Linked DNA regions of Homo sapiens: region 1 is linked to region 2. A link is an interaction called in ENCODE POLR2A ChIA-PET data of the cell type or tissue named here. Cell type or tissue: PC-9. All regions are shown on one strand. Links, peaks and the distances in the headings refer to the core of each region. The heading gives the core; the rest is flanking DNA.

Region 1 (11,241 bases), core at 3,361-8,360, 230 kb before region 2:
TTGTTTTTGTCAGGTTTGTCAAAGATCAGATGGTTGTAGATGTGTGGTATTATTTCTGAGGGCTCTATTCTGTTCCATTGGTCTATATCTCTGTTTTGGTACAAGTACCATGCTGTTTTGGTTACTGTAGCCTTGTAGTATAGTTTGAAGTCAGGTAGCGTGATGCCTCCAGCTTTGTTCTTTTGGCTTAGGACTGACTTGGCAATGTGGGCTCTTTTTTGGTTCCATATGAACTTTAAAGTAGTTTTTTTCCAATTCTGTGAAGAAAGTCATTGGTAGCTTGATGGGGATGGCATTGAATCTATAAATTACCTTGGGCAGTATGGCCATTTTCATGATATTGATTCTTCCTATCCATGAGCATGTAATGTTCTTCCATTTGTTTGTATCCTCTTTTATTTCATTAAGCAGTGGTTTGTAGTTCTCTTGAAGAGGTCCTTCACATCCCTTGTAAGTTGAATTCCTAGGTATTTTATTCTCTTTGAAGCAATTTTGAATGGGAGCTCAGTCATGATTTGGCTCTCTGTCTGTTATTGGTTCATAAGAATGCTTGTGATTTTTGCACATTGATTTTGTATCCTGAGACTGCTGAAGTTGCTTATCAGCTTAAGGAGATTTTGGGCTGAGACGATGGGGTTTTCTAGATATACAATCATGTCATCTGCAAACAGGGACAATTTGATTTCCTCTTTTCCTAACTGAATACCCTTTATTTCTTTCTCCTGCCTGATTGCCCTGGCCAGAACTTCCAACACTATGTTGAATAGGAGTGGTGAGAGAGGGCATCCTTGTCTTGTGCCAGTTTTCAAAGGGAAGGCTTCCAGTTTTTGCCCATTCGGTATGATATTGGCTGTGGGTTTGTCATAAATAGCTCTTATTATTTTGAACTACGTCCCATCAATACCTAATTTATTAAGAGTTTTTAGCATGAAGGACTGCTGAATTTTGTTGAAGGCCTTTTCTGCATCTATTGAGATAATCATGTGGTTTTTGTCTTTGGTTCTATTTATATGCTGGATTATGTTTATTGATTTGCGTATGTGGAACCAGCGTTGCATCCCAGGGATGAAGCCCACTTGATCATGGTGGATAAGCTTTTTGATGTGCTGCTGGATTCAGTTTGCCAGTATTTTATTGAGGATTTTTGCATCAATGTTCATCAAGGATATTGGTCTAAAATTCTCTTTTTTTGTTGTGTCTCTGCCAGGCTTTGGTATCAGGATGATGCTCGCCTCATAAAATGAGTTATCTTTCTCCTTGCCAAGAAAACAGGGGTAGTGGAACTCCCAGGGTCTGCAGTATTGGTGGTCTGCCTTCCATCTTGGTGGGAACATAGGTTGCGTGCCCATGGGCTGGCTTCAGTCCAGGACGCGATATGTGTGGCTCACCTACTGTTTTACAACTTTTGAGTTAGGTACTCGCATGTCAAAATCTGAAAAATTCTCATAAGAAGACAGATATCCAGCTTTTCTTTGAAAACAAAAGATTGGACAACATCAGGCCTGCATGTCTTCATTGTGACAGCTGCGTGCAGCTGAGCGAGTTGAGCACACCCTTTCTAGTTCACCACTGCCTCCACCGCTCCCTATTGTATCACACCCGGCCCACATTCTTCATTTAGATTTCCTGTGTGGTCCCTGAAAACATTTGAATTTAGAACCCTAGATCCATGAGACCACTTCCATTTATAATGAGCACACAACTATCCCTTCAAGTCGATGCTTCCTAAGTATGCTAGCATTCCTAACTATCCCTTCAAGGCGATGCTTCATGAGTTCATCCATGAACTCTCTTTTGGGACTTGCCATATCCATGTGCTAACTCTACTTAGTTAAAACTTTAAAAACGGATTCTCTTAGAGTCAAGGCCTATTTTTCCTGTTTCCTAAGTAGTAATTCCCATAAGACCAAGAGTTTGGTGTGCTTAATAGGTTTTTTTCCCTAACACAAAACAAAACCTGCTTGCAGCTAAACCCTCAGAGATCATCTCTTGCACTCTGGTGACACATGCACCTCCTCCCAGGCAACACGATTTGTGTGCCCAGGAAGACTGACCCTGTCTTATTAGTGTGGCCATCCCTCTCCCCAGATGGCCTTGCCTGAGTTACACTTTACTGATCCTAGGCCATCTATGCTTCTGCTGTGCTAGGCTGCCTTTCTTGTGAATCTCTGAGCCTCAGAGCATGTAGAGTGGCCTCTGAAGTCCCCACAACTCCAAGAGCTGCCTGGTTCTTGCCCTTCCTGAGTCCTGGTTCTTCGACGCTTCCTTGGATTCAGGACATCCTCAGTTTGCTTAAGTTTGCTCAAGTTCATTTCTGTTATTTGTACACAGAAACCTTTAACAAGTTCAAGGTATAAGTCGTTCATCATGGATGGGGTGTGTGGTGGGAGGTAGGAACACGGCTGGAGGGGTAGACAGAGGCTAGGGATGAGAGGGTCTTCTGTGTCACACTTAAGGATTTGATGGTCAGTGTCATTGACAGAGTATTAATAATTCCCTCTCTCAAGAAACCAATAACTTGTAGGAATCATCGTGTTATGCCAACAATGGAAATAGGAATAAGAACAACAGCAGCAACAATAACAACACCCACATTTAGCAAGCATGTACCATGAGTCCGGCACACACATCATCTCATTTAATGGTCATAAGAACACCTTGAGGAAGCTACACTGACTCTGGCTGTTTCATGGGTGAGAAAAATGATATTCAGAGAAGTTAAGCTACACGAGTAATGCCCCACAGCTATAAGTGATGGAGTCAGTGCCCAACCCCAGGTCCATTTGACACCGATGTCCACACTCTTCATGACTTGCTGTTTGCAGGCATTTGATGCTGAGTCATTTCCTGTCTTTTGGTTAGTGAATCCCAGTCCCTTCCACCTTCACTTATAGGTCAAGTGGCTTTGTTATTCTTGGATTTCCCTCTGGGTTCTCCACCTTTGCTCTAATATAGCATCCTGAATTAGGCACAGTGTTGTGAAAAGGGCATACAAACTGACTTGACCAATGTGGCCAATTTTGGCTCCCACAAAGATGCTGTGTGTTCTCCTTCTTCACTAGGTGGGAACCAGCAGTTACTCAAGCAGCCTCCACCCTTCAGAGGAATGAATTCCTCTCCATTCCGGCCAACACCACAGAATACTCTGGAAACAAGATGAGAGGCTGGTGTTCTGATGTTACTAAGCCCTCGTTTTCTGGCTCAGTAATGCCCACTGACTTTTAGAGCTGGAAGGGCCCTGTACATGATGTATTCTCCAAACTCATCCTAGAGCAAGCAAGAAGGTGGGTTGGTCCTGCTGTCCTCCACGGGAGGCTGTCCCAGTTTACACTCCCACCAACAGAGTATGGGAATCTCTGCATATGCTGCGTTCGTCCCACAGAGGAAATAGATGAGGGAGCAGAGACACTTAAGGCCAACCAAATAGTCATCCACTCCTCTAACTTCCAAGCCTTCCTTGTCGTCAAGTGGGGATCACATGGTCATTCTGGTCAATGGAATGTGAGTGGAAGTGATATGTCACTTCTGGACAGAGGCATTTGAAAGTCATTGTACTTCCTCCAGCTCTCTCTCTTTGCCTCTGCTATGATGCCTTTGGAGACCACAGGATCCAAATGATGCTAGCTGTAAGATGGAGGAGGCCACTGGCCTGCCCAGAACTAACTTGAATGAGTATGGTAGCTGGTCTTCAAAGAGTGCCTCAATGAACCACATCTCTTGATATTCACAGCCTTGTATCATGCCCTCCTGTGTTGAATCTGAGCTGGTCCTCTGACTCCCTTGAAGCAATGGAATATGGCAAAAGGGGTGCTGTGCCAGTTATGGATCCAAGATGGATCCAAGCCCTAAGAAGACCTGGTAACTTTCACTTTTGGGAGCCTTAATCTGCCTCGTATGAAGTGTGGCTGAACTTACCAATTTGGAAGGGAGAAGCCCTGAGAGTACATGAAGAGAGAAGATGCTCAGCTATCTTAGTGTTCTTGCCATCTCTGTCAAGGTACCAAGTGTGTGAGTGAACCATCTTGGATTTTCCAGCCCAGCTGAGGTCTTAGGGGACTGCCTTACCAGCCAACATCCTGTGGAGCAGAAGAACCACAGAGCAGAACCTGCCTAACCCACAGAATCATGAGACATAATAGAATGGTGGTTGTTTTGTCCCAGTAAATCTTAGAATGTTTTGCTTATAGCAATAGACAACCAATGCAGTGAGAGAGTAGCTGGTGACATCTTGGCTACTATGACTTGGCAGTTTGTTGGGGCTGTTAGTGTCTATTTCCTTGAGGTAGCAGGTGACTAGTGCATTATATCGATCAAGAGATAGCCTTGAGCTCAGGCAAAGGTATAAAGACTGGGAGAATGTGCAGACACAACAGTTGCTCTCCTCATTTCCTGATTGAGTAGAAAAGGAGACTGAGAGCAGAGAAGTGACAGTGACTTTGAGAGTCCCAGCCTGTGACCATGAGAGGATTTATGGTTTTTAATGAGGGCTGGGGACCCAGGAACAGGAGTAGGTCTGCTTGAGGTAAGAAACAAGAAAAAGAGGGCATTCGAGTTTTGGATTTAAGGTGCTGATGGGCTCTCAATAGGAAAGTAACCATCAGGTAGAGGGAATTTAACTTTGCTGCTCAGACAAGAGGCCAAGGCTGGATATAAGAGGGGAAGTGAGAGCTGACTCCATGAGAGAATGACACCCATGGAGAGGGTGGAGGGAAAGGGAGAAGACAGAGGGATAGTCATGGAGAATGCTTCCATGGAACTGGCACCTGGGGAGCTAGCAATCAGGGAGGGAGACCAAAGAAGAGCTGAGACAAAGAGATGATTCCTCAGAGCCTGGGGTCAGAATTTTACTTAGTGAGAGGGAGTCAGTGGTATCAAAGCCTGTGGTAGTGCTAAGAGGGGCACTGACAGCAGAACCCCAGACTCAAGCCAGAGGCGATGGTGAGCAAAAAGTATTAGATCTTCATCTGTCCATCTGTCTATCCCTTCATTTGTCCATTCATTCACCCATTCACCCATTTACCCATTCACCCATCCACCCATCCATCCACCCATTCACCCACCCACTCATTCACCCATTCACTCATCCACCCATCCAACCACCCAGCCACCCAGCCACCCATCCACCCATTCACCCACCCACTCATTCACCCATTCACTCATCCACCCATCCATCCACCCATCCAACCCATCCACCCATTCACCCACTCATCCGTCCATCTATCCATCCATCCATTCATATATCCATCCATCCATCCATCCATCCATATATCCACCCATCCATCCATCCATTCATCCATCCATCCATCCACCCACCCATCAATCCATCCATCCATCCATCCATCCATTCATCCATCCATCCATCCACCCACCCATCAATCCATCCAATAAATCCTTGTCAGAGCCTGCCATGGGCCAGGAATGGGAATCGTATTAGGGTGCAAAGTAGATGTGGTTCTGTCCTTTGTTGAGAACATTTAATGGTTCCCCTCAAACCCTAAGATGCTCAGATTTCATGCTAAGTTCCCTCCTGCATATGAAAGGCAACAGTAAAGATAATAACCACCATTTGTAGAGCACTTGTTTGGGACCAACTACCATTCCTTGTGTGTTATATACATTGTACAACTTTATCCCCCCCACAACAGCAACATAAGGCGGAGACTATTTGGAGGTGAGGTGACAGAGTTGAGAGGTGACTGAGGCCAAGACATGGTGAGCATCTGATCAGAGCATGAGGTGGCCTTGGGAGTCACACTCATATTGTGGGTCTCCAAAGCTGATGGCCACTGCCTCATGTTCCTGTGAGTGCCTTACACCATCACCAGGCCCTCCTCACTGCCATTCACTGACAGGAGAAAGGGGCTCCCTTGTCCTGATCTGGACATCAGAATTTAACTTCTTAGGGAAGCAAAGCTATAGATGATGTTGAGGGGAACTGGAAAGGTGAAAATGGTAGTACATTTCAGATACTTTATTGAAGAAAGAGACATCTATGGGTTAACTTTATGACCAATGCACATAGTTTCTATGGGAAAATGAGTTTCAAACTCCAAACGACTGACTTGAAAACACAGTCCTGGAACTCAGCCTGCGTATAAATCAGGGTCTGTCTGTAACTGTAAAAATTGTTTATTTTGAAAGTGGACCTAACTGGGCTTTCCTTTCCTCACTCTTGTTCTTTCTCTTACGTTTTTTCTTTTCGTTATGCTATGCAAAGATCCCCAGACTTCCTCTTCTAGCTAATTGGCAAAAACCACATTGTCCCCTAGCTGAGTATACATTTTTGTAAATACCCCCTAGAGGTTCATTTCATCATGATGGAAAATGTAATTCTGTTTTCCTAAGTGACGGGATGTGTTTATCCAGGGACTCCAAGTGGGCTCGGGTGCTGGGGCCAGATGGCTCCAGATGTCCTCAGTGTAACCTGAGGAGCTGAGCCCGAAGGACCTCCCTGAGCCATGTGATGTGCAGTGAGGGCCAGTGTAGACAGAGCTGTCCACATGGTCCACATGGTTCTGCTCCATGGAGGCCTGAGATGGTGTTGCAGGCGGGGGAGGGCTTGCTCCCGCTGGAGCGGTGGTGGGGCCCTCCCAGCCAGATGTGAGTCATGCCTATGTTTAGCATTCCACTCACCCAGGTGGGCCCGGTGCCACCCAACTGCTCTCCAGATTCTATGTCTCTATTTCCAGTGTCGGAGGGCTAGACCAGTCAGGGATTTGGTGGCATTTTCCAGCCAATCCTTCTGTACGTGTGACTCTTAGCAGGGTTGGCAATGGAAAGAAGGAAAATTAGCCATTTTGGGAACTGGTGACATTATGAGAGTGACATTTGTTTTATGGCTCTCAGGGCTCAGTAAGCCAGGGGCTGGAGTAGGGATGAGAAGTAGCTGTGCACTTGCCACCACCCCAACTCTTCTACAGGGACAGAGGTGACTGACTGGTCACGATGCTCTTTCTTCCCTGTGTGTGAACACAGCTTCAGAAAGCACCATGGTCAATTAGACACGTCTGTCTCTGAGGGGTGGTGAGGAAATCCCCATGGCCACGCACTGCGAATGTGCCATCCTGGGTTGATGGGTGTTGAGACATGATTTACTTATTGTACAGAATTTACTTATCTCTGCCTTCTTGGCAGCAGTTTGTTAGTATGGACAGAATATCTTAATTTGGGGCTCCTCAGAAGCAGACTGAGACAAGAATTTGCGTTCAAATTTATTTGGGAGGTGATCCCAGGAGGACCTGAAAGTGGTCCAGTGAGACAGGGTGTGCAAACAGGCAGGTGGCCACTGTGGCCTGCTAGGGCTCAGTCTCATTGTGGAACTCATGGGGACTGGGTAGAGCATGGCCCAGAGTCGTCCCTCCCTAGGGCTGAGGAAGCGGGAGTCCCCATCTCCAGCCTGTCACTGAGTGAGGCTCCTGTGGCTGAGTAGCACCCTGGTGCTTTTGTCCTGTCTGCCTGGGGGCCATGCATGCTTCTGTGTCCAGAGAGAGCTCTCAGACTGAGCTGCAGGGGAGCCGGTGGGAAGCTAGGGAGAGGAGTTCCGGGTTCTGGGTGGGACACAAGAGTGTCTGCTATGGAAGGCCATTCATGACAGTGTCATGAAGTGGAGAGAGCACCCACTCTGGACTGCAAGAACTGGTTCATACCCCTGCCTCGCTGTGCCACAGTGGACAAGCCACTCAACCTCTCTGGCAGCTGTAATCCCTGCCCTGTTACCTCAAGGGGCTGCTGTGAAAATGTCACCAAACCAAACTTGGGATCTGCTCACCCAGGGCAGTAAGGCCACATGTCCACACTGAGGTTTTGCAGTGGGAGAACAGAGGGCGTTTATTTGCAGGACACCAAGCAAGGAGAATCAGACAGCTCACACTTAAGACCCTATGTCCTCAATGGCTTACAAGCAAGGGCTTTTAAAGGCAGGGGTAAATTTCAGGAAAGCAGAAATTACAGGCAAAATTGTAAATCAATACATGGAGGTTGATATGGTTTGGCTGTGTCCCCACCCAAATCTCATCTTGAATTCTAGATCCCACAATTCCCACATGTTGTGGGAGGGACCTGGTGGGAGGTAATTGAATCATGGGGGTGGGTCTTTCCTGTGCTGTTCTCATGATAGTGAATAAGTCTCACGAGATCTGATGGTTTTATAAAGGGGAGTTTCCCTGCACAAGTTCTCTCTCTTTACCTGCCACCACCCATGTAAGACGTGGCTTTGCTCCTCCTTGCCTTCCACCATGATTGTGAGGCCTCCCAGCCATGTGGAACTGTGAGTCCATTAAACCTCTCTCCTTAATAAATTACTCGGTCTCAGGTATGTGTTTATTAGTAGTGTGAGAATGGACTAATACAGAGGTTATACATTGGTTTGCCCTAAAAAGATGAATATCTTGAAACCTGGGGGCTTACAGTTCCTATAGGTGCATTCAAAAACTCTCTCATTTGCAACTGGTTAAGGAAGTGAAGCTTTGCCTAAAACCTTGGGGTCAGCAGAAAGGAACATTATGATCTGGCCCGTGGTCATGACTTTCTCCAGGTCTCTGTGGACAGAGTTCAGTCCTCACCTCCCCTCTTATCTGAGGCTGCATGCCAGCAGATCGATTTTGTGGGGATTTGGGCTTCTGAAAAAATAACTCAGAGACCTATGTTAAGATGCTGTCTTGATAGGAATCATACACCTTGTGGCTCTAAGTTTCTTGGTTATTGTTTTAAGTTGTTGTTACCTTCTTGCTCATCAGGTTGCTTATTTACTTCTGAGGGCCAGCTAGGTGCCTGCAAATTCCCTTGAAGGAACTCAAGATTTTCTTTTATTTCCATGCTTGGAGACACCTGGCAGACCCCTAAGAGGTGTCCCTGCTCTGTCTCAAGAATGAAATGAAGTAATGTCTATGAAAATGCTTTGTTAATTTTAGAGATCTCTGTAAACGTCTGGGTGAAGATAAATTTTGGCTGCCTGTTTAACTCCAGGGAAATGCTAATTATGATCTCTTACTTCCCACCTGCCACACAGGTGGCACATGGCCCAGCCTGGCCCAGTGGAGTGTTCCCTCCTCCCGACTGCAGTGGTCAGCTCAAGAGGAGCACGTGACCCATGCAGGGCCAACCAGGCTCTCCCTTGGGATGGATATGTGGGTCCTGGGAGACAGAAGACCTCTGTCCTTGCTGTAGGAGGCTGTAAGTATGGGGTTGCTGGTGGTCACTGTGTCACACTAGGGAGGCCTCCCTGGAGAATAAATCAAGGAGAGCCATGCAGGGCTGACTGGCAGAGAGAAAGACAGAGAGAGTCAGAGAGAGAGAGAAAGAAAGAGTGAGAAAGAGAGAGAGAGAAAGAGAGAGAACCCTAGCACAACCTTCACTGGGTCCCTGGTCCAGCTGTCACCAAATTTGGCACCATTCTCGAACTGTCCTGCTGGGTGAGTCTTTTTGCTTTCATCCATTCGAGCTGGGGTTTCTGTGATTCATGGCGGGAACCCTGTTAACTGAGGATAGAGACATTTGGAAGTGATGGGGAGCCTGCTGCACAGGTGCTGGGTTATATTTGCTGCTATTGAGGGATCTTAAGGCAGCTACTGCCTGGCCTGCATCAGGTGTGGAGTGGCTAGGGGTCCCACATTGACCAGATTTGCTCCAGGCACAGTGGGGATGCCCTTTCAACTTGTTGGCCAGGATTCTCCCCTCCCACCCCATCCCTGAGGGGCCATATCTACTTGGCCCCTGACCTACCCTTGGGCAGGTTCCTCAAGGCCCTTCCACTTTCCCTGCAGGGCCTCAAGGTTACTCAGTCTTGCTGGTGTCTGTGATTCACTCCCAGTTTTGAGGAAGAACTAGTGCCTGCTGTTGACTTAACAGGCAGCCTCTCTCTGGGGATGCATTCTCAGCTTTGTCGTAGAATCTGGTTTTCTTAGATTTTCCTCCCCAAGTATCTCCAGTTGGGGAGGACAGTGAATGAGCAGCCCAGACACCAGGGGTCGGGCTCGGTGGGCTGGGTGAAATCTCTCCACTGTCTTGACATTCATCCATAACAAGCAAGTGAAATTTGCTTTCTATGACATAATCTATCACCATTTTACTTACCATCAAATAATGTTTTCAATGACTTTAGTCTGCCACCCTCAACTTGGAGTTTAGCAACATTCCAGAGCGACGGGCGAGGTTTAGCCTGTGACCTCTCACCCTTCCTAGTTATGCTGGGGTACAAGGACCCTAGTGCCACACGCAGGGCCCATGTGAAAGGGCTAAACTGGGGTGGGGTCCCCGTGCCCTGGACGGTGTGTCCTGCCTCTCACTCCCTGCTCGTGCCTTTCCTCTCTCTTCTCCTGCTGCCATCTGATGTGCCTTCCTTCCGTCTCCTCTCAGAGGACACACTCCCCTTGGGGCCGTCTCAGGCACCAGCATCTCCCTCAGAATGTCCTAGTTTTCCTAAGGAGCCCTTACCCACATTCCCTCCGCCGCTGTCACGGGCATTGAGCTGTGGCCTGGCCATCTTTGGGGCCCAAGTTCCCGGGGAAAGGAAGGATGCAAGGTGTTGAATGCACCTCTGTCCCTGCAGCACAGAGCAGCCTGCTTGGCACATACATAGTAAGTGCTCACTAAGTGAGGCTGAGCGCCACTCCCTACGGGCCACCTCCCTCTCTCCTTTCTCTGCGTGGGACTGGTTTTCCTTTGTGATCCGAGAGGAAGCAGTTTGAAAAGGCCTTAGGGGAGAGAACCTCCCCGAGCATGGCCAGCAGGAACTGGGATGCTCAGGGGGAGATGGAACCAGCCATGTGAACTTGCCATTAACTCTGGGGAAGAGGTGGGGGTGGTGCAGTCCAAGAGCCTTGAGTGGGCTGTGTTTGGCGTGATGGTTCCCAGCTGTTTTTCATTTTCGCAGGGGACTGAAGAGGAAATGGGTCTCAGCTGCAGCAGGAAGGGTCTTGCATTTCAAAAGTAAGGGAGACGCTGTCATTCCAGAGACAGATTCTGGATGGGGCCCAAAATGCAGAGATGCATCTTTAGGGCCATATGATGTGGCTCTGGAGAGAGGGGTCAGGAGCCCCAGGGGTGCCGGAAGGAGCATGGTGCCTTATCCTCCGGCGGGAGTGAAGGAAAGTCAGCTCCGTCTTTCTCCCCACATGCCTCCCCGACTGGACCAGCAGAGGGGGCCTGCGTGGTGAGAGGGTGGTGATAGCAGGACATGCTAGTTTGGGCAGAGGTTTGGCCGGTTCCTTTTTTTGTTATGGAGGGCTTGTGTGTGCCTCCAAG
Region 2 (11,241 bases), core at 2,871-7,870:
TGCACTTTTCATAATGGACTGTTGGCCCATTATGGGCTTTTCCTCCTTCCTTTACTCTCCCTGATCCCTTACTTCTATTCTCTGGGATTACATTTTAAATAAAATACCTGCACACAAGTCCTTGGCTAAAACTCTGCTTTCATGGCAGTGGGGTGGAGAGAAACCCAGGCTCAGACAACCTCTTTTCCAAGGTAGGTTAATAAGCCACCCATGTAATGTTGCCAGAAAGGACAGTAGCAATGTTGCAGCCAAGGTTGCACTGGAGATGGATTAATAGGACCAGGCATTGGGAATGCTTTCTCGAGTTTCTTGCTCACTTCTATTCAATGCATCCTCTGGTGAACATATTAGTCCCGCAACTAGTATCAATCAAGTGACTCCTGGCACACTAGACTCAATCTCTCTCTTGATCTCCAGCATGCACCCCCCGCCTACCTGACATATGCATTTAGACATGTTCATGGCCAAAACCTAATGTGTTGCCTTACACACTTGTCTCCATTGCTGTTGGTGTTGCCACACTTAGCCTCATGATGTGGAGAGATCCTTGATTTCTTCTTCTTCTTCCTGACAACTAATAATCAATTCCAGCTCTTAAAGGTCTCTACAACCCCTCCGCATCTTTAATTCCACTTGTGCTTGTCCCAGTCCAGACCTGCCCCATCTTTCTTTTTTTCTTTTTTTTTTGAGATGGAATCTCACTCTGTTGCCCAGGTTGGAGTGCAGTGGCACGATCTCAGCTCACTGAAACCTCCGCCTCCCGGGTTCAAGTGTTTCTCCTGCCTCAGCCTCCTGAGTAACTGGGATTACAGGTGCACACCATCATGCCTGGATACTTTTTGTATTTTTAGTAGAGACGGGGTTTCACCATGTTGATCAGGCTGGTCTCAAACTCCTGACCTCATGATCCTCCCTCCTTGGCCCATCTTTCTTAGTGCGTAACAGTTATTTCAGCAATGTGCCTGCCTGGGGCATCCTCTCTTTCCTTCTCTTGTCAAACTCACTCTCCATTATTACCCAAATTATTGTTCTAAAACATTTCAATCATTCATTCACTCAACAAATATGTGTTGGTTTTCCATCTCCTCCAACAGCAGCAAAAAGAGACAAAATCTAAACTCCTTGGCTTAGTTTTCTAGAAGGTTCCAAAGCTGACTCATGTCTGTTCCTTTGGCACTTGTTTTCAACCTTCCTTGCTGTGACTCCCTTGAGCCATGTGGTGACAACTAGGCCTTTTCTGTTTTTCAAGTGCCAGTATTTGGGTCAGTAACCCCAAGTGAGAGAGAAGGAAGATGTTTTCTGACCCAGTGCTATTCTTAGACATAGAATGAAAGGCTTCAGTGGCATTGAAACTTGGTAGACACTTGGAAAAAAAAACTTTGACTTGGATGAAGAGTTGGGACTGAGCCTTGCAACTTAAAATAAAAGCATCTGGAGAGGGAGAGGGGAGCGAGGTGTCCTCCAGCTCTCGGGGACAGTTTGTAATGGTGTTACCCTGTGGCCGGCAGAAAGCATCTGGGCTGTCACAAGACTCCAAGCCCACAACCCTCTGGCAAGGGAGGCATTCTGGAAGACTCACATCATGGTCCTTCCTCCATCTGTTGACTTCTTTAGGATTTGAAGCCTGGAGCACTCGGCGGTCTGTCTCATCATCTTGTTCCGACATTGCCATTGTGTTTGCTGTCCTGGAGTCAGGACTCTGGCCGCCTTCCTGGCTGCGCCCCTCACTTGGCTGGAGTGTCAGTCATTTGCTCATCCGTGCTGCTCTGGTGTCTGACTCCACATCTGCTCCCTGCTCTTGCTCCCAGTTTTCCCAGCGTATGTGTTGATAGCCCAGATAGACCCACCCTGTAACAGGGCCAGCAATGGCAGCCTTGGCAACCCATAGTATGATACATTAGTCCCTTATATGAGTCATAACGTTAATTCCAATTGGTGGGCAGAAAATGACAAGTACTTTGGATGCCTTCATAAGACACATTCGTACCAGATAGTGGAAGATAAAACCTACAAAGAGTCAGGAGTCTGTCACATTGATGACATTTTAAGGGGGTTACTAGTCTAGGGCATGCTGTAATCTCTTCCCAGTAAAAAATTGTTGTATCTCACACCCCCTACCACCATCAAAGAGGCAAAAGCTGTGTTTTTCTCTTTGGAATTTGAAAGCCATTTATACTGTGCTGAACACTGCCTTGATCTATGTACTGAGTGGTGGCACTACGGACAAGAGAAGTGTCTTCCCAGCTGAGACAGCCTGAGCAGGGGAAGAGCTGTGAAGGGCCAGGGGTATGGAGTGGGGGTTGGGGCACCCAGAGGAAGATGACAACATGAACCTGAGTGAAGGGCAGAGAAGGGTCAAGGCTGTAGAAGACCCAAGAGCAGGTCACATGGCCAAGGTCAGAGCTGAACGCTCCATGGGTCTTGGCCAGGACAGCTTGTGACACCTGACTGCTAAATGACCTGAGTGTTACCCATGAGACTGCAACATTGTGGGGGCAGACAGCAATGGACTGGGGACAAAAAGGTGGGGTTTTATTGTGATCATGTTAGCAATAAGTCCAGTAACTTCCCTCCCCCAAACACTAGGGCATCCGATAGTGGACAGCTGGTATTTGGTCACCTAAGAACCTTTGGGGTTTCATTTTGGGGCATCACTTCTTCCACATAGGACCTGATTCATCTCTGAGTGGACCCCCAGGTGACTCTACTGATTATCTCTTACTAGCTAAGCCATTGGAACTTCCCTGATTACCCCTCTAAGCCTGATTTTTCAGCTATCTTCCAATTCTGTGAGCCACCTCTATTTTTCCAATAAACTCCTTTTAGGGTTGAGGTAGTCAGAGTCTATTTCTGTTGCTTGTAACCAAATAATCCAAAATGATGAGGACTCCTCTGCCTCTGATCCTCTGGAATCACAATCATCAGGGTGGCATGAGTTTGGAAGGGAGACGGGACAGAAAGGCTCTTTGCCTGGAAGATGCTCCTGGAGATAGCGGCTGATGAGGCTGAGCTCCACCTTCCCTGTGTCCCATCCCGCACTACACCTGGCTGTCACCTGTCTCTAGTTAGGCTCATGCTTCCATGCCTTTTAGGGAGACTGCTGTATCTCCAGAGTGATGGTTTTAGGTGTTCTTGGGCCATTTGATTCCTTGGTGGTACCTCTGGGGTTATTTGGGGAGAGGGGCTGGGGACTGATTAGGCCACCATGCCTCTCTGCCACTTAATCAAAATTGTTCCTCCTCTATCTGTTTTATATATTTTCTTTATAAAATTTTATTTGAAAAATTATATTTTCTCACTAAAAGTTTAAAAGCCACTACTTTAAAGAATTCTTGAGAGTTTTCCCAGATGGAAACTCACAGGATGTCTAGTTCTACTTTGTCACCATCACTGGCTCTCCAGGGCTGACAACCCTCCATTGGCATCTTCTGTGGGCATGGATATTATTTTCTGAAAAATGGGATCCAAGATCTCAATTATACTGGCCATGTACCACCATATGTTCAAGCATGACTCAACTAATGGATAAAGTTAATAAAGTTTAAGTGTTTGCAAAGTTACTGCCAAGGGAGTCAATGAAAAGGAATCACTTCTGGAAGGACATGCAGAGCAAGCTTGGGGAAGTCCAGCACCTGAAGCTGCTGGGTGGTGCGTGTTGCCCAGAACAACTCACGTGAGCCCAGGGTGCCCAAACTCCCACCAATGACAGCAACACAGTGGGCTGCCCTAGCCTCTGCGGTTGCAGCAGCAGAGGCACAAAAATGGCAGTGATTCTGGAGAGGCCAAGATAGGGTGGCAGACAGAGGAAATGAGAAGGCTTTTCAGGCATGTTGAGGCTGCAGGGATTGAGAACCTGAATGATAACCAGAGGAAGTGGGGAGTGGAGAAGTTGATTTTGGAATTGCCAGTGCAAGGCAAGATGAGAACAGGTGAGCCATGTAGGACCAACAAATGCAAAAAATGAGAAAGAAGATTAAACCATAGTCTAAAGAAAGGATGGCTTTGGGATAGTGATTTAAGCAAGGTTCCGGATTAGTGATCTGTAAACACTACAAATAATAGATGTCTTTTTTTTTTCACTTATCTTTTTATACCAGGCACTACATCTGACACCTTACAGCCGTGATCTTATTCCATTCTTGAAAAAATAACGACTGCCACACACACAAAGTACAGGTGACATTAACTCTATCTACAGATTTATTTAAAAAAAAATACAGGCCGGGTGGCGTGGCTCACGCCAGTAATCCCAGCACTTTGGGAGGCCAAGGTGGGCAGATCACGAGGCCAGGAGATTGAGACCATCCTAGCCTACATGGTGCAACCCTGTCTCTACTAAAAAATACAAAAAAAAATTAGCCGGGTGTGGTGGCGGGCACCTGTAGTCCCAGCTACTCGGGAGGCTGAGGCAGGAGAATGGCGTGAACCCGGGAGGCGGAGCTTGCAGTGAGCCGAGATCACACCATTGCACTCCAGCCTGGGCAACAGAGCGAGACTCCGTCTCAAAAAACAACAACAAAAAATACAACCTGGCAACATTCAGTGACTTGCCGAAGGTCACCTTGCTAGTAAGTGGCAAAATCTGATTAGATGCTGATCTTGCTGATTCAAAGGCTCTTACATTTTTACCTTCATGATGAAAATGAAAATTTTAACATTATATAGTGTATTAAAAATTGTTTTAAGTGCTTTTAAAATGTATTAAAAATCCTTCTCACCTAAAGAAAATTACAAATAGCAAGTGAAGTTTCTGCACAAATTATACAAATGATATGTAAAACTTCCGACAAATTGTATTCATCTCATATATTAACTTCCAAAAAATTGAAAAATCCCTATTTTAGCAGCTCTCAAATCATTTACCTTCTCTTCCTCTTACCTGCCACCACTGTATTTGGTACCATCTTCATCTTTGGCTTAGATCACTTGAATGGCCCTCTAATTAGCCTTCCTGCATGATCCTGACCCCTAATACTCCTCGCATCCATAGACAAAGTCATCTTTGAGGAATACTCTACTCAGAGCCCTCCAGAGGTTTCCTGTGGCTCACCGGATAAGTGCTCAAGGTTCTTCACAGTTGGGTTCTTGTTCACTCCGCCAAAGTCTTTTTCCTCATACTCCTCTCCAATCTCTCTGTTCTCTCCGCTTAGCCATTAGCCCACTAGGGCTGGGCTACTTTGAATTCTTAAAAACACCCACCTTCACTTGCCTCCAGCCCTTGGAATCTGCTGTCTCACTTCCCACCATACTCCCTCCTTTTCTCCTGCCTCTTCCCAGGAGTGGTCCTATTCATCCTTCAGGTCTCAGTGGAGAAGCCCCTTTTTAGTTCCCTAGATTAGGATATTACAATCTGAAAGCACTCTGTGCTTCTCCTTCACAGCATTTATACTTGTAATGATTTATTTGATTATTTTCCCAGTTGTCTCCAAGCCTACCATGATGCTTTGCACACAGGAGGACTTAATAAATCTTTGGAAGGAATGCATACTAGCTGGTTACAACACTGTATTGATCTGTCTTAGCCTAAGTTCTTTCGAAAAGAAAACCTGAGAGAAACACTGTTGATCAAAGCTTTCATTGGGAATTATGATCCCAAGAGCAAAGCTAAGGAACAGGGAAAGCATTTCAGCAAAGAAGAGTGAGTCAATGCAAGCTACACTGGCCGCTGAGATGGGAGATTGTGTGTTTAACACCACGATGTCTTCCGAGAAACCACAGAAAATGTGACTCAGAGTCAGTGCTGTGGCGTGGGGTAGGAAACGTTTATTTATTGGTTCCTTTCTCCCATTGTTTAAAGAGCTTTCAAGTGGAGCATTAACTATCCTGCACAACTGAGTCATGTATATGTGGGCACCAAGGGGTTCCTGTGGCATCCCATGCCCTGGCATTATCAGAAGTCACAGGCTGGTAGCCAAGAGACGTGTGAGCAGATCTGAACAAGGCACTGTCAGGGTGCACTCAGATGAAGACTGCACTTGGATGAAGCTGATTAGCCCCACACAAAGCTGCCATCACTTGGTTTCTGGAATTGGAGATGGGTGTGTAAGTGGTGTCTGAGCGTCCACCATCTAGATCACTCATATCATCTGATGCCCTATATTATATCTGGTTCCAGTTCTAAAAATGTTATCTCATTGATTATGAGAACAATATGCCCTCACTCCTCCTTGGAGAGGGGGAGAACTAGTGCAATCTGAGACATAGTGCACTCAAATATGCTGGCCATACCCAATCTCTGTTGACTTAACCCAAGAGGGTTACTGGTATAATGTATGGTGACTGAAACTGCAGATGAGTAAGACCGAACTGATATTCATATCTCCTTTTTCTTTTCCTCAATTTACATTTTCCTACCTTTCAAACACACTTTGCTGGGTCTGGGTTGCTTGCCTGGTTGAGGGACTTAAACTTGTAACCCTGAGGGGTCTGAGCCCTTGTCAAGCAATAGTGGCTGCAATAATCCTTCCACAGTGATTTCTAGGGAATCCTGGAAGCATCAAGGTACACGCAAGTATAGTGCCCAGGTTCCAGACACATCCACCCCTGCCTCCATTGCATGGAATGGTGTTTCTCTAAGTATGGTCTACAGACTTCTGGGGGTTTTCCCGAACAGCCTTTCATGGTTCTGCAAGGTCAAAATTATTTTCACAATAACATTAAGAAAATATTCCATGCAAAAGAATTTCAAATAATTTATGTAGATAGTTCATCCTCCAGGAGGCGGGGCATAACTCTCCACTCATTAAATGTAGGCTGCACATGGTGACTTCTTTTCAAAGGGTGCAGCATGGAAAAGAGAGAAGGTAAGTTTGCACTGTAGAAACCTGACAAACACATTGATCACCTGGCAAACCTGTCAGTTGATCAAAGTCAACATCAACAATAACAAGTCAGGTTGAGGCTGGGCGCAGTGGCTCAGGCCTATAATCCCAGCACTTTGGGAGGCCGAGCAGGTGGATCACCTGAGGTCAGGAGTTTGTGGCCAGCCTAGTCAACATGGTGAAACCCCGTCTCTAATAAACATACAAAAATTAGCCGGGTGTGGTGGTGCACACCTATAATCCCGGCTACTCGGGAGGCTGCGACAGGAGCATCGCGTGAACCCAGGAGGTGAAGGTTGCAGTGAGCCAAGATCGTGCCACTGCACTCCAGCTAGGGCAACAAGAGCAAAACACCATGTCAAAAAAAAAAAAGAAGTTAGGTTGATAGTATCTACCCTTAATATGATGCAGTTAGAATGGTGCTTCTCTTCTGTGGTGTTTCTTCCCCAAAACCCACAAACCCAGTCTAATTCAGAGAAAACATCAACAAGCCCCGATGAAAGAACATTCTACAAGATACCTGACCACTGTTCCTCAACATTGTCAAGGTCACCAAAATCAAGGAAGGTCTGAGAAATGGACAGTCAAGATGAGCCTAAGGAAACATGACAAGGAAGTATCATGTGATATCCTTGACGGGATCCTGAAACAGAAAAAGGACATTGGGTGAAACTCAGCAAATCTGAATAAAGCATGGATTTCAGCTAATGCTAATGGTTGTGACCAAAGTACCATACTAATAAAAGATATTAATCATCAGGGAAATAGAGTGTGGGGTTCATGAAAACTCTGTATGACCTTTGCAATGTTTCTGTAAATCGAGGCTGCAGTTAATACCACTGTAGTGCACACTTGAAATTTGTTAAGAAAAGGGTGGGCGGTGGCGAGTGATAAAAGACCACACATTGGTTACAGTGTACATTGCTTGGGTGATGGGTGCACCAAAATCTCAGAAATCACCACTAAAGAACTTATCCATGTAACCAAACACCACCTGTTCTCCAAAAACCTATTGAAATAAAAAAATTAAAAAGTGATTTAAAAAGTGGATCTTAAATGTACTCAGCAAGCACGCACAAATGGTAGCTACGTGAGGTGATGTGTGTGTCAATTAGCTTGATTGTATCACAAAGTGTACACATATCAAATCATCACATTATACATCTACTTATATAATTTTTGTCAATTATACATTAAAAAATAACAAATATTCCAGAATAAAAAACTTATTTAAAAACTCCACTAAGACATTTTTGCCTTCTCTACTGTGTTGACATTTTCCCTAAGGGTGCAAAAACCATGGTTCCAGCACCTTGGCAGGAACCCAGGCAGTGACATCAAATTCTACCAGGACACCTGAGCTCTCCATTGCCACAGCAGTATTTCATAAATAAATTTTATTTATAAAATCAATAAAATTATTGATTTTATTAAATTTTAACTTTTGAGGACCTGTCCTTTGAATATTCTGAGTGCCAAGATGGGGAGAACACATATGAGACCTCCGTACACCAACTACAAGGGTTATCCCAAAGAAGAGCTCTCATGCATTGTTTGTGTTGTGAGCTGAGCTAGTCTCTTTTTTCATAGAACACCAATTTTCTTTTTTTTTTTTTTTTTAGATGGAGTCTCCCTCTGTCGCCCAGGCTGGAGTGCATTGTGCATTGGTGCGATCTTGACTCACTGCAACTTCCGCCTCCCAGGTTCAAGTGATTCTCCTGCTTCAGCCTCCCGAGTAGCTGGGATTACAGGCGTGTGCCACCATGCCTGGCTACCTTTTGTGTTTTTAGTAGAGATAGGTTTTTGCTGTGTTGGCCAGGCTGGTCTTGAACTCCTGACCTCAAATGATCGCCCGTCTCTGCCTCCCAAAGTGCTGGGATTACATGCGTAAGCCACTGTGCCAAGCCTAGAACGCCATTTTTACTTGAAAGAATAACTGAAAGACAAATTATGGTTGTTCGGACTTAGGTATTTGCCAGAGAGTTGCTAAAAGAATTAATGGTGTGGGCCTGTCACTTCAAGGAAAACAATTGACCATGAAAATTCGAACTTTCAAGCACAGATTAGAACTTTATACAATGGTCACTAACTCAAGTGACACCCTGGAACCCTGAATGAATCTTTGTTGACTGGCACATTTACTTGTAGAACTTATTTTCAACGTCTTAATGTTCCATGTTTTCCTAATAATTATCATCATATTATTCATATCTAAGTGAATTTTTAAAACCACAATTTATGTACATTTTCTATTCCTAGTCTCCAGGTCTAGTGGAGTCTGTTTGCCTGGGTTTGGTGAAAGCAGAAAATAATTTTGTTGCAGGGCAGGGTGAAAAAAACAGAATCTGTCCCAATAGCCTGGAGGGTGTGGAGACTGTCACCGTCCTTCCTGACTGAGGGGAGTTTGATGCCTAAATGAAAGATGCCATGAACATGAACATACGCATGCATGTACCTTTGTAGTCCAGTGATTTATTTTCCTTTGGGTATATACCCAGTAATGGGATTGCTGGGTCAAATGGTATTTCTGGTTCTAGATAAGTGGGAGCTGAGCAATGAGAACACATGGACACAGGGAGGGGAACAACACAGTAGGGCCTGCTGGTGGGTGGGTGGCGGGGAGGCAGAGCATTAGGAAAAATAGCTAATGCATGCTGGGCTTAATACCTAGGTGATGGGTTAATAGGTGCAGCAAACCACCTTGGCACACGTTTACCTATGTAACAAACCTGCACATCCTGCACATGTACCCAGGAACTTAAAATAAAAATACAAATTTTTTATAAAAGAAAGACGCCAGATGGGCTCAGTGATTAAGATGAGGGATTTCTTAGGCAGAGTCTGAGACGGGGGTCTTGTGGAAATGATCTATTGTAGGACCTGTGGGCAGAAAGGGAGTGAAGGAAGCCAAGAAGCCTGGAGAAGGGTGGAGCCAGGCAGGTTCTTGGCTGGGGTCCAGTTTCTGCCTGATCCCCGGGGAAGTTGGGGAGTGTGAATTGCACCACGGAGTGGTCCCACTGTGAGGGAGGGGGCCTGGGCTTTTGTCCTAGTCAGGCTTGGCCCTTGGCTGCCTTGTGTGTGGGAGAGTAATCTTCTGGGCCCAGAAGCTGTTACTGTCCCAAGGGAACTTCTCTGGAAATGGGCAGCTGTGAGCCCTCGGCAGCCAATGCTCACAGACCTAGAGGATGGGGCACCAGCCCAGAGATCTGGGCAGGGAACAGAGAGTATCCACTACAAGGTTTCAGCAGTCCCTGTTTTCTCTGAACAAAAGCCCACAACCCCAGAAGCCAGGATGACTTGGGGCAACCCGTGACACATAAGACCAACACATTCTTCTTAGGGGAATTCCTGCAGGGAATAGTTGAGGTCCTGGCTGCAATTCAAGAATGAGTTGCATCTTGGAGCTCCTTCATGAGGCCAGCCCTTGGGACCAAGAGTTCCTTTCTACCCTCGCCACTTCAAAGCCATCCTGGAAGAGTGCATGTGCATGTGTGTGTGCATGCAAGGTGCGTGGATGCATGTGTGCACATGCATCAGGTAGGCACATGGATGGCTTCTAGTCAAATAAAAAAATCCACACGACTGTATGGAGCTTCTCTGATCCATTTTGGCTGGCTAGATGTGATCATGGATTTTTATGTAAAATACAATTAGTTTTACGTATTGTTGCACAGTTTGGACCTATTAGAAAAGACCATTAAGGCTAAAAATAGAACCAGAAGAAAAAGGGGACTGACAGCAGACAAATCCCCTAACTTAATTCTCTCCGTGTAAGGTAATCTAGAAGGGTATGGAGGGAAATGTTAGGCAGGGGCCACTAGAAGGCAAAGGGATTTTTCTGCCTGGACATCTAAGTTTAAGAAAACATTGCTTGGGGGTGCGCTGGTGACAGCAGCTGCTGTACAAATGCAGCCATCCACCCCGGGTCAGTTTGCTTTTTGATTGATAACTTGGGAGCAGACTCAACACATCTGGACCATACACATCTGGAAAGAGAGTTGCCAAATTAAACATGCACTAACTTCACACTGTCTCCCAGATTGTTTAGTTTTGGGGAAACTGAGGAAGCAGTGGGAAATGGGGGCCCCAGCAGCTTTGTCTGAGCAGTTTGTTTTCCACTGAAAATCCAGGTCCCCAAAGAGGTTTTCAGGTATTTCAGTTTTGAGAACCGTAATATTGGAATACGATTGTTTTGGTGAAACCAACCTGACCGTAAATGAACTTTGCTTTCAAAGTTATCGTATGCCAAGATTCTTATTGTCTAGAGAGTAACGGCATGTAGAATGTTTAATCAATATGTAGTCAAGCCAATCAGTTTCTCATCAGACAAAAATGCTGTGGTAATATTCTGTCTCTGTGGTCTATTATTTTTCTTTACCCAATAAGATAAAAAATCTTTTTTCTTCATGAGCAAAATGGT

Evidence for each region. Peaks named below come from ENCODE experiments on the same cell type or tissue, not always from the same donor. Only the 100,000 strongest peaks of a DNase experiment are listed, where the experiment ranks them.
Region 1: POLR2A ChIA-PET joins it to region 2 with 6 read pairs; 2 of 35 experiments call an interaction of 5 or more read pairs at or near these places.

What each region holds. Positions count from the first base shown.
Region 1 is chr2:237,451,661-237,462,901 of GRCh38, reverse strand. No RefSeq gene overlaps it. Among named protein-coding and RNA genes, the nearest start is that of MLPH, 30 kb to the left of the region's middle. RefSeq lists enhancers at 2,199-3,398, 7,013-7,072, 10,615-11,241. In PC-9, for the core only: no CTCF peak of the experiment used is centred there; no DNase peak of the experiment used is centred there; H3K27ac peaks cover 1,298 bases.
Region 2 is chr2:237,222,361-237,233,601 of GRCh38, reverse strand. LOC105373953 (a long non-coding RNA gene) reads right to left here. Exons shown (of 6, transcript XR_924035.3): 3 at 7,342-7,464. Among named protein-coding and RNA genes, the nearest start is that of COPS8, 140 kb to the right of the region's middle. In PC-9, for the core only: no CTCF peak of the experiment used is centred there; a DNase peak (open chromatin) is centred at 5,751.